Linked DNA regions of Mus musculus: region 1 is linked to region 2. Evidence: chromatin contacts called from ENCODE POLR2A ChIA-PET data. All regions are on one chromosome and are shown on one strand. Each heading gives the region's core, a stretch centred on a gene start or an enhancer-like site at or near the end of the contact. The rest is flanking DNA. Distances are from core to core; before and after follow the strand shown.

The links. ChIA-PET counts read pairs that join two places held with the same protein, here RNA polymerase II (POLR2A).
Region 1: POLR2A ChIA-PET joins it to region 2 with 10 read pairs in embryonic stem cell. The contact joins the promoter of Naa20 here to the enhancer-like site in region 2. POLR2A ChIA-PET finds 5 or more read pairs at or near these places in 2 of 5 experiments (Patski and embryonic stem cell).

What each region holds. Positions count from the first base shown.
Region 1 is chr2:145,901,242-145,905,826 of GRCm38, reverse strand. Naa20 (N(alpha)-acetyltransferase 20, NatB catalytic subunit) reads right to left here and starts at 2,586. Exons shown (of 6, transcript NM_001141965.1): 1 at 2,465-2,586. The coding sequence starts at 2,517.
Region 2 is chr2:145,831,544-145,836,234 of GRCm38, reverse strand. The region is part of intron 4 of Rin2 (Ras and Rab interactor 2); the gene reads right to left. Among named protein-coding and RNA genes, the nearest start is that of Rin2, 48 kb to the right of the region's middle. Within about 2 kb of position 3,259, at least 1 of the 3 ENCODE cell types and tissues checked has a DNase peak (open chromatin) inside an H3K27ac peak, as active enhancers do.

The DNA of each region.
Region 1 (4,585 bases), core at 1,337-3,836, 70 kb before region 2:
TAGAGTGGTCAGGAACCAATCCTGAGGGCCTCTGGGTGCTGTGACCCTGCCCAGCCCTATAGAGACATGTTTGGCTCACCTAACTGTCTAACTCACTCTGCCCTTCCTCTATTTCCTTACATGAAAATGTAAAAATAAATAAGTGTAAGAAGAAACCAGCCAAAGGCCTCTATCTGACTTTGCCCACCCAAAAGCCCTGCACCCAGACACTGCTTGCTCTTCTGCCATTATAAGGCAAGCAGACCCCTCCCTCTTCTCACCAGAGGACACTTCTCTTACAATTCTTTCTCTCCTGTATTTGTACCTTCCACTTCTGCCTCTCCTGAAGGGGGTGTACAAATGCAGCCCATGCTTAGCCATCGCCACCTCATGATAGTGCCCTCCCCTGCCTGGAGTCCTCTTGTTTGCTAGCTTCTGGATCCCACCCTGGGTTTCCTCCCACCTGGGTTTGGCCTTTCAGTTTCATTTACTCTAGCACCTAACCTGGTGACTCACTGTTTCCTAACGTGAGAAAGTGGGTTCCTTCACTGGCATTAACAAGAGGAGGCGTCACCAAGCCAGATGCGCTGAGACCTGATGTTTAATAGGCGTCCATGTGTATTTTCCTTCTACCTTCTCCATTTCCCTATTACTCTCTTCCTAGAGCTTCATATGCAGATGCTTTATCTCGGTTTCTTAAGTTCAGGCTCTGTATCATCTACACAGCATCTCCCTTTACCACTCCAGTCTATTGCCTCAGTGGCTTGCCTGCCTACTCTATTGCCTCTAATCAACACCTTGTACTCAGTAGATCAGAATTCAGACTGAAGAATTTTTAGACACTATGTGCCTGTACCTTTAAAGGACACCCCCCCCAATTATTCCCTAATACAACCGTATTGGAAGCACTTATAAAATATGTACGTTGTACTATATAAGTATTCTATTGATTTACAGTACATGGAAGTGCTTGGGCTATTTGCATACCACTCCATTGCAATAAGGGGGTTGCACATCACTGAATCTTGGTGTATCATAGAATCAATCTCCTGTGGATACCAAAGGATCTCAGACTTGTGATCCTCCAACCTCAGCCTGAGTGCCAGGATCAACCTTTTTCATTTATTGAATGGGTATGGGTTTTATATGTCTGTGTGTTACATGCATACCTGGTGCTTACTCAAGCCAGGAAAGGCCAGCAGCTTCTTGGAACTAGTATTACAATCAAGTGTGAGCCTCCATGTGGAGTGAACCCCTGTCCTCTGGAAGAGCACCCAGTACTTTTAACAACTGAACCATCTCCAGCTCCATGGGACCAATTTTTTAACAACCACCAGGGCCAGTCTCCACCTACTCCACGTCAGGGTTCTGTGTGTGCAATCCCTTCCCTCACCCAGAAACTGAGGACATCAGCACATGACAGAATTTGTGAAGATTTAAGGGCCTATTATTACATGAGCGCCTGCCACAAGTACTAAAATGCACAGAGGATTCAACACAAGCGGGACCTAACCGAAATCTCACAAGATCGGATCTGAACCAATTAAACACGATAATTAAACCTGGCTTCACCTGAAGCAAAGGCCTACCCTGCTTCACACTCCATTTTCCTGCAGCCTTCTCCAGAGTTTCCTCCTTGCCAAATTTCCTTCATCAAGGTTCATCCCCTCTTTGAAATGTCCATCATCCCAGAGTTTCTTCCCTTCTGTTACCTAAACCTTCCGGTCCATACTTCTTACTACGTTATATCAAGCAAATAACCGAGGTCATGTGTCTACAGGAGTTCGCGGTGAAATGCTGAGCTTTTTAAATGGTCATAATTTGGATTCCAAACTAAATTTTTTTTTCTTTTTAAAAAGCGAGAAGGGGAGAACGGCAAATCACGGGTTTTTAAATTTTGGACTGAAAAGAAACCACACAGCACCGGGGAGTCTTCAGTACATTGGATCCCCAACCAAAAAAAAAAAAATGTAGTCTAGCTGGGTGTGGTGGGGCATGCCTTTAATCCCAGCACTAGTAAGACAGGAAGACATATCTGTGAGGTTTAGGCCAGCCTCGTCTACAGAGAGTTCCTGGAGCCCAGGGATACGAAATGAACCCTGTCTTTTTTTTTTTTTTTTTTTTTTTTTTAAGAGAAAAAGAAAAAAACCCAAGGCAGTCTACTTTGGGCGCTCCGCTACTGTAACTACCAAGCACAAACCACAACTTGCTGAGAGGGCCCGGAGCATCGCAAGGTTACTTCACTGGGATACAATTTAACCAGGACCGCGCTCCTTCCCCGCCCTCCCTCCGCAGTGAGGCCGCCTCAGGGAGCGGGCGCGGGGTGTCCAGCCCGGCTCCGCATCATCCCGGGCGCACCGGGAGCGCCGCGCCTCGGCCAAGGTCACCGGTCAGCGCGCCCGCGCAGCGTCCACCCGGCCCACGGCCCCGCGAGGCTGACCCCGTCCCGCGCCGCGAAGACAGAGGCCGGCCGTGCCTCACTCACATGTTGTTGAAGCGGAACAGGTCGTCGCAGGTGAAGGCCCGGAGCGTGGTCATTGCGCCGCCGCCAGCCTCCAACCCGCTCGGCGCGACCCCGCGCCCGCACTACCGGAAGTACTCGCGCCCGCGGCCGCCATGGGGTGGGACAAAGAACTACTTCCGGACCAGAGGTTGCTGGGCAACAAGAGTAGCGTCGTAGCTCTCTCTGGCGGCTGAAATCAGCAATTGCCTTAATGATCCGCGCCCCGCAGACCCTTTCCAAAAAGTAGGCAGAGTAGTAACAAGGAGAAAGAAGCTGGAGTCAGAGAGCCAAATCGTAAAAGCAAGCTTCAAAACTACAAAGATGCTTCACAGGGTGAGTTAGGAAGTGATCCCTAAAAGGATGGCTCAGGGCCTCTTCTCTCAACCACTGTCATGAACCAGGGATGTGACCTTAAATTTTCTAGCACATTAAAATTATTTAGAAGAAAGGAAGGAAAGAAGGAAGGAAAGGAGGGAGAGAGGGAGGGAGAGAAAGAGAGAGAGAGGAAGAAAAAGAAAGGAAGGAAGGAAGAACAGAAAGAAAGAAAGAAAGAAAGAAAGAGAGAGAGAGAGAGAGAGAGAGAAAGAGAAAGAAAGAAAGAAAGAAAGAAAGAAAGAAAGAAAGAAAGATTATCTGTATAAAAAATGTGAATATCTTATCTTATTTTGGCAATAAGACTTTGAAATCTGGTCCATATATTTGCAGTTTATTTTAATCCGAGAGAAAAATGATCAGAACTATTTGTTTTCGATGCTGATTTTAATAAATGTGTGATTAAAGAGCAGATCAAGCCAGGAATAGTGCCTTACACCTGTAATCCCAGTAGTAAGGAGACAGAGACAAGAGGCTGTTAGTGAGCCTCGAAAACCCTGGTCTATATAGTGAGTTCCAGGCCAGTCAAGGACACATAGTGTGACCGTCTCAAATACATGCATACAAGATGATAGAGCTATCAAAGTAATCCAAACATGTTTCCAAATAACCAAATGAAACATTATCTCATGTCTAAGTTGAAAGTTAACCATTAGGAATTACATTCTTTCATCTGGCCTGCTACATTTTAAGCACCAGCCCAGCGTCTCCACGGCATAGACCCAGTGACTGAGGAGACTATGTACTGTCGGGCTGTGAAGCTGCCTTCCCCTCTTCTCCTTACCAGCAGTTGGGGTGGTCCTGGAGAACATGCTGCTGAGCTCAAACCAATCCAACTCAGCGAGATGCCTACATTACAGCAGACTCACATCCCCAACTCCTTTGGGACTCAGTTGCTCCGCAGGTGTCTTGGGAATTCCTTGGCCAAACCTGAGGGCCAGGTGTGGTGGAGAAGAAAGCAAATGGTTGAAAGAGCAGGTAGTCCCAGTGGCTCCTCGCCAAGCTTTGTCTCTAAGCCTGATGAAGTAAATTATACAATGAATAATTGTAAACATGGGTATGACAGGCCCGAAAGTATATATATAACTGCTACTATGGTAGAAAGGTGGAGTTTGACACCATGAGTTCAGCTTCTACCCTCTATTCACTTACTTTGGCAAAATATGCCATGAAATGAACAGTAAAATATATTTTTGAGGGAAGTTGAGGTTATGATGCTTATACAAATGGAAAAAATGGACAAAGTCAGAAAGAGTCTGAACTAACCAGTAAGAGAGATATGGTAGTCTACTCAAGGAAAATTTTAAATGCATGTGGTTAAAACAAAGACAAAATTGAGAGGGGGGGACATGTGGGGGAATATGAATTTGATGGGTGTATATATGCTCATATTTCATTGTATGTGTGTATGAAATTCTCAAGAATAAAAATGTTTTAAGCCAGTGAATGTAAGTAAATTTGCTTTTTTTCATGAATAAGTGTATCATTATACAAAGAAAACTATAAGTAAAATACACACAGCATATTCAAACATGATCCCAGGACTTAGAAAGATGAAGGAGAATCTTGTCTTCCAGACCAGCCTGTGCTACATAGCAAGACCCTGTGTCAAACATCAATAAAAAACAGAGTAAATAAATGGCCAAGGTGCTCAGGACCGCTGGTCAGCATCCACAGGGCAGTGTCCTCTTACTTCTCCACTGGACAGCACATGGGACACTCGTATTCTTA
Region 2 (4,691 bases), core at 2,010-4,509:
TTGTAGAAGCATGGGCTTTACTGAGTAGAACTAACTTCAATGGCATTGCATGGGAAGCACAGGAGGCCACTGTTTTGGCCTGAACTCCTATGCAATGTTGTAAGAGACTGAGATAAATATCACTCAGGCTAAAGGTCATATAGCCAGGACTGGGAAGATGGCTCAGCAGCAAAGCACACTGTTCCTGCTGAGGACCTGGCTGTGATTCCCAGCACTCACAGGGTTCCAGGGGACCAGACAGCCTCTATTGGCACTACACACACAGGTCGGCAGCTCCTCTCTTGCCCTCCATCTCCATCTCTCCTCACATGGCCCAGCTGAGTCTAGCTGTGTTTACTCTGGGCTCTCGCAGACGTCTCTCCCTGAGTATGCTCTCCCTTTTATCTATAATAAACCTTCTCCTTCACCATGCCTAGGAGACGTCGGGCCCTTCCTTTTTTATTTCTTTTTTTTCCCATTCATGCATACACGCATGAAACACACACATAGACACACAATAACAGGTAAAGTATTTAACTAATGTCAATGTCACCAAAGTGAAATGAAGCCACTTATTTGACCTTCTGAGAAATCCCAACTAGTGCAAAATAGCAAGTCAGAAAAGGCCAGCTTTCCACTGGAGAGGAGGGAGTTCCCTCCACCTTCATCTGTGCACAGCAAGTACTTGAAGGAATCTGATGCCTGAGGTCTGTCCTTCTGATTCCAGCCCCACCCACCTTACAAAGGATTGATCCGATTTCATTCACCCCGCCCTGCTTTATTAGTCCCCCTATATCAGTTTTTACAAATCTGTTCTGCCCATCACTTTTTCTGTTTTATGGAATGCAAGGTCCAACTGTAGAATAAAAACTAAAGCCAAGTCAGGTCTTTAAACTACAGTGTAGTAAGTAGTATTGTACCTTTTACAATTGTATTTCCCAACCATGGTAGAGATAAGAGATTGACCTTTTTATAGGAAAGTAAAAATATATAAAAGGAAAATCAGCTTAAGGGATCCATGAGTTAATACTAAAGATAGGAAGAAAGGGAATAGGAAAGATGATTGAAATGGGCTATGACATCTTAGGCTAGAAAAGGAGAATCTTCTTCCTGTATTAATATTTACACACTTTTCTCTCGGATTCATAGAGAAGACCAGCTTGTAAGAGCTACTATTTGATAGGCTCGCCCCACCTTGCTGAGTTTAAACTGCTCCATCTTTACTAATTTGTCTGGTGGTGGGGATGAAACCCTGGGTCTTACACATGCTAACTATATACACTCCCACAGGGCTAAGCTATTCCTGACTGTCCATTTTCCTATCTGGCTCCCTCCAACCTGTTAAAACTGAGCTCAACTCCTAGCCTTCCCCCCCACCCCCACCCCCGCATCTCTTTCAGCTACTGTAATCTCCTCACTGCTGTCTATACATCTCCAAAGCATTACCCCTTCACATTTTGATCTCACATGAACCATGTTCAGGGTCAGCCCAGAGCAGGCATGACAGAGGCTTGAGTGGGAGGTAGTAGGTGGATAGTCCTTGCTCCTGAGCAAGAGGAGACGTTCTTGCGTGTTTGGTTTGAGCTTCACTTTGGGATCCTTATGTTCAACCTTAGACACAGCTCTTCCCTCATCCAGGTGCTCAGATAAGAAGTCTCTGGCTGCTTAGTTCTAGCCTCAGGAGACAAAGGGTTCTTGTTTGTGTGTTTATCTGGAAATGGATGGTCAAGGTAGTCATGCCTTTGGCCATCTTGGGGCCTTGGGCAGGAAGCAGCCTCATTCTTTGCAGAGTGATACTTCTGAGGTTTTAGCAGCTCCTTCCTCATTGCTCATGGATTCCTCTTACAGTCTTTCTAGTCCTAGGGTATAAAGCCAATCACAACATTTAGTCTCGATTTGCAAGGACAAAGTAGGACACCATTGACAAACACTCTGTCTAAAGTTGCCAAATACAGAGTGCTTATTGCAGTACTGGGAGAAAGAGCTTAAGGCTTACAAGAGAAACCAGAAAATAGATAGCATTGATGAGAATAACCCTTCAGTTAAAGCAGGCACCCCGACAGAGGCTTGGAGAAACAATACTAGGTGGAGCATTGAACACAGACCAAAAGGGCTTTAGCATTCTTCTCCTGAGTTCTCTTTGATCTGAAATCTAACAACCCATCCCTGGTACATGTGAGTGCCTCAAGGGATGGTCCAGGATTCTTGCTTTGAGAGGTTAGTGCTCAGGCCATCTTAAGAACTAAGGACTGGACAGAGGATAGAGTCTTGTGTCTACCATGATTTTGTTCATGTATTAGAAGATCCTTGATCCTATAGCAAAATGGCCGGCAGTGGCCAATCAGAGACCACATTTAGTGGGAGATGAATCCCGGGCTTTGGCTTGGGAGGTGGGTGGTGGTGGTGTGTGACAGATGGTTGGGCTGAGGGTCAACTCTTTTGGGAAAAATATAGGTTCCTTATGAAGAAATATAAAGAGCCCATACAGGAAAAAAGTGCATCTGATAAAAATATTTCTGGCATAAATAACAATTCCTCACACATATGCCAAGAACACAAAACTTCCCAGAAACCTTCAATTTCAAAAACACCTACTGGTTAGTTGCTATATGGTGATTGCTTAACACCTCCAGGCACGGCAGCAATTCCTGACTCTCAAGGCTAAATTAAACCCTCTTGGTAACATTAAGCCTGGAGGCGAAAGGAGGCCCAGATGTATTCCTGATGACACAAGACTCTAGTGTGCAAGTCTGGCTTATAGCACAAAGGTTGGCAGATGGCCTGAGGGACCTTCTACCTACTAGCCAAGACACAGAGGGGAGGGTAATGGCCTAGGACCGGAGAGTCACAATTTTGTAAAATCCCTGCATATTTAGCTGAGTTGGGAGAGATAGTTGAGCCATCCAACTTAACTCCTATTCGAGGTGAAAAGGATAAAAAAAACCAACCCCCCCAGAATCCACACAGGCCCACTTTTCTGAGTTGTGGCTGCCTTTCTGTTCACATTGTGGTACTGAGGTCAAAGCCAGAGCCTTGAGCACGGCAGGCAAGGACATTATATTATATTACATTATATTAGGGTCCATATTTTCAACCTCTGAAGCTTCCCAGCCTCCTACATGTTACCGCTTTAATTCCCTGAAGACCTCTTATCCCTTCAAACTCTAAAAGGAAAACGAAACCCTACTATATTTTGGGTATGGATTTGATTTCCATGTGGCTGAGGGCTATTGCTTCTTGCCGGAGGAAGCTGCAACTTCCTGAAAGTGATTTCTACTGATGAACAGCAGGGGGATATTTATGAGGAAGAAAAAAAAATCACATTTTTCTTTAAAGGATTTCGTTTGATTTTTAAAAATTGTTGCCTCCTGAGGCCCAGGAGTAAAGTACTGAGAATTGGGGGACAAAACCTGATGGTGTCACCTAGGGCAGCCATTTTTACACAAGAAAGACTGGGGGTGGGGTAGGGGTGGAACGGTGATGGGGGCAATCCCACTCTGCAGCTTCCTCTTCGGCTCCAGATGAAAAGGCCAGATATGGAGTCAGCCCTGGCAAAGGCTTTCATTTGTTCTTGTAAAAATAAGAAATGGAAACAAAGAGCCTGTTGTCTTGGTTGCCCTTGGAGCTGAGCTCAGGCAGGAGGAGGAGCCAAGCTGGCTCTACCCCCCAGCCTGCAGCTTCACAGACAGGCATGCAATCCCTACATGCGTGGTTTCTACGACTTAAGTGCTTCCGGCTGTGCGACGCTGATGCTATTGCTTAGCAAGACCGACTCGCCAGCAGAATTCTAACTAAGCACACAGCTTTGGCAGAGCGGAGTTAGCCAGGAGGCAAAGCTGTCAGATAAAACAGGGCAGGGCTACAGCATAGTAGTAGTCGTCACCTGCCTCCGTAGCAGGATGCATGAGGCCATGGGCTTGATCCTTAAGAACAAAGAAAAATAAAGGTATGAAGTGAATCTAGCCCTAGAGTGTTGCTAGTGTTACACTCAGGTGGCTAAAGTCTACTGTCGACACAGACGCCAACCATGACACAGAATGGTGCCACTGGTTAAAACAGGGACTCCAGTGAGGGCCCTGGCACAGGTCTGTAGTCGCAGACACTAGGGAAGCTGAAGTAGGAGGATCTAAGAGTAGATCAACAACATAGATGCTGACGGAGCACAAGCAATGACAGCAACACAAATGAAGAAAAACACCATCCCACACAAACACCCCAAACCCAAAGCAGAACCAGAATGTTAAAAGAAACAAAACAAAAACACCCTCGTCAGTTGACAAACACTCATTTCATATATTTAGTAATGTAAGACAAAAATGGGGGACTACACACTGCTGAGATAAAACAGCAAAGAGATAGAATGTCAGCATTTTGTCTAAGCTCCACCCCACAGTTACCTGGCAATAGCCAGGTGTGCTTGACTCGCTATAAATGGGGCTGCTTGTTCCTCTGCTCTCTATTGCTCTTGCCTTCTGGCTCCTTCCCTGTCCTCGCCTCCTTTCCCCTTCTCTCTCCATTCCCCTCCCCCCCCCTCCACATGCCATCCTTCTCTTTTCTCTCCTCCCCTCCCCTTCCCTCTCCTCCTTTCCCCTCCCCCCACCTCTTACTTTCTCTCTCTCTCTCTCTCTCTCTCTCTACTACCCTCTTAACTCCCCTCCCCATGCCCTAAATAAACTCTATTCTATACTATAGGAGTGGCTGGTCCCTCAGGG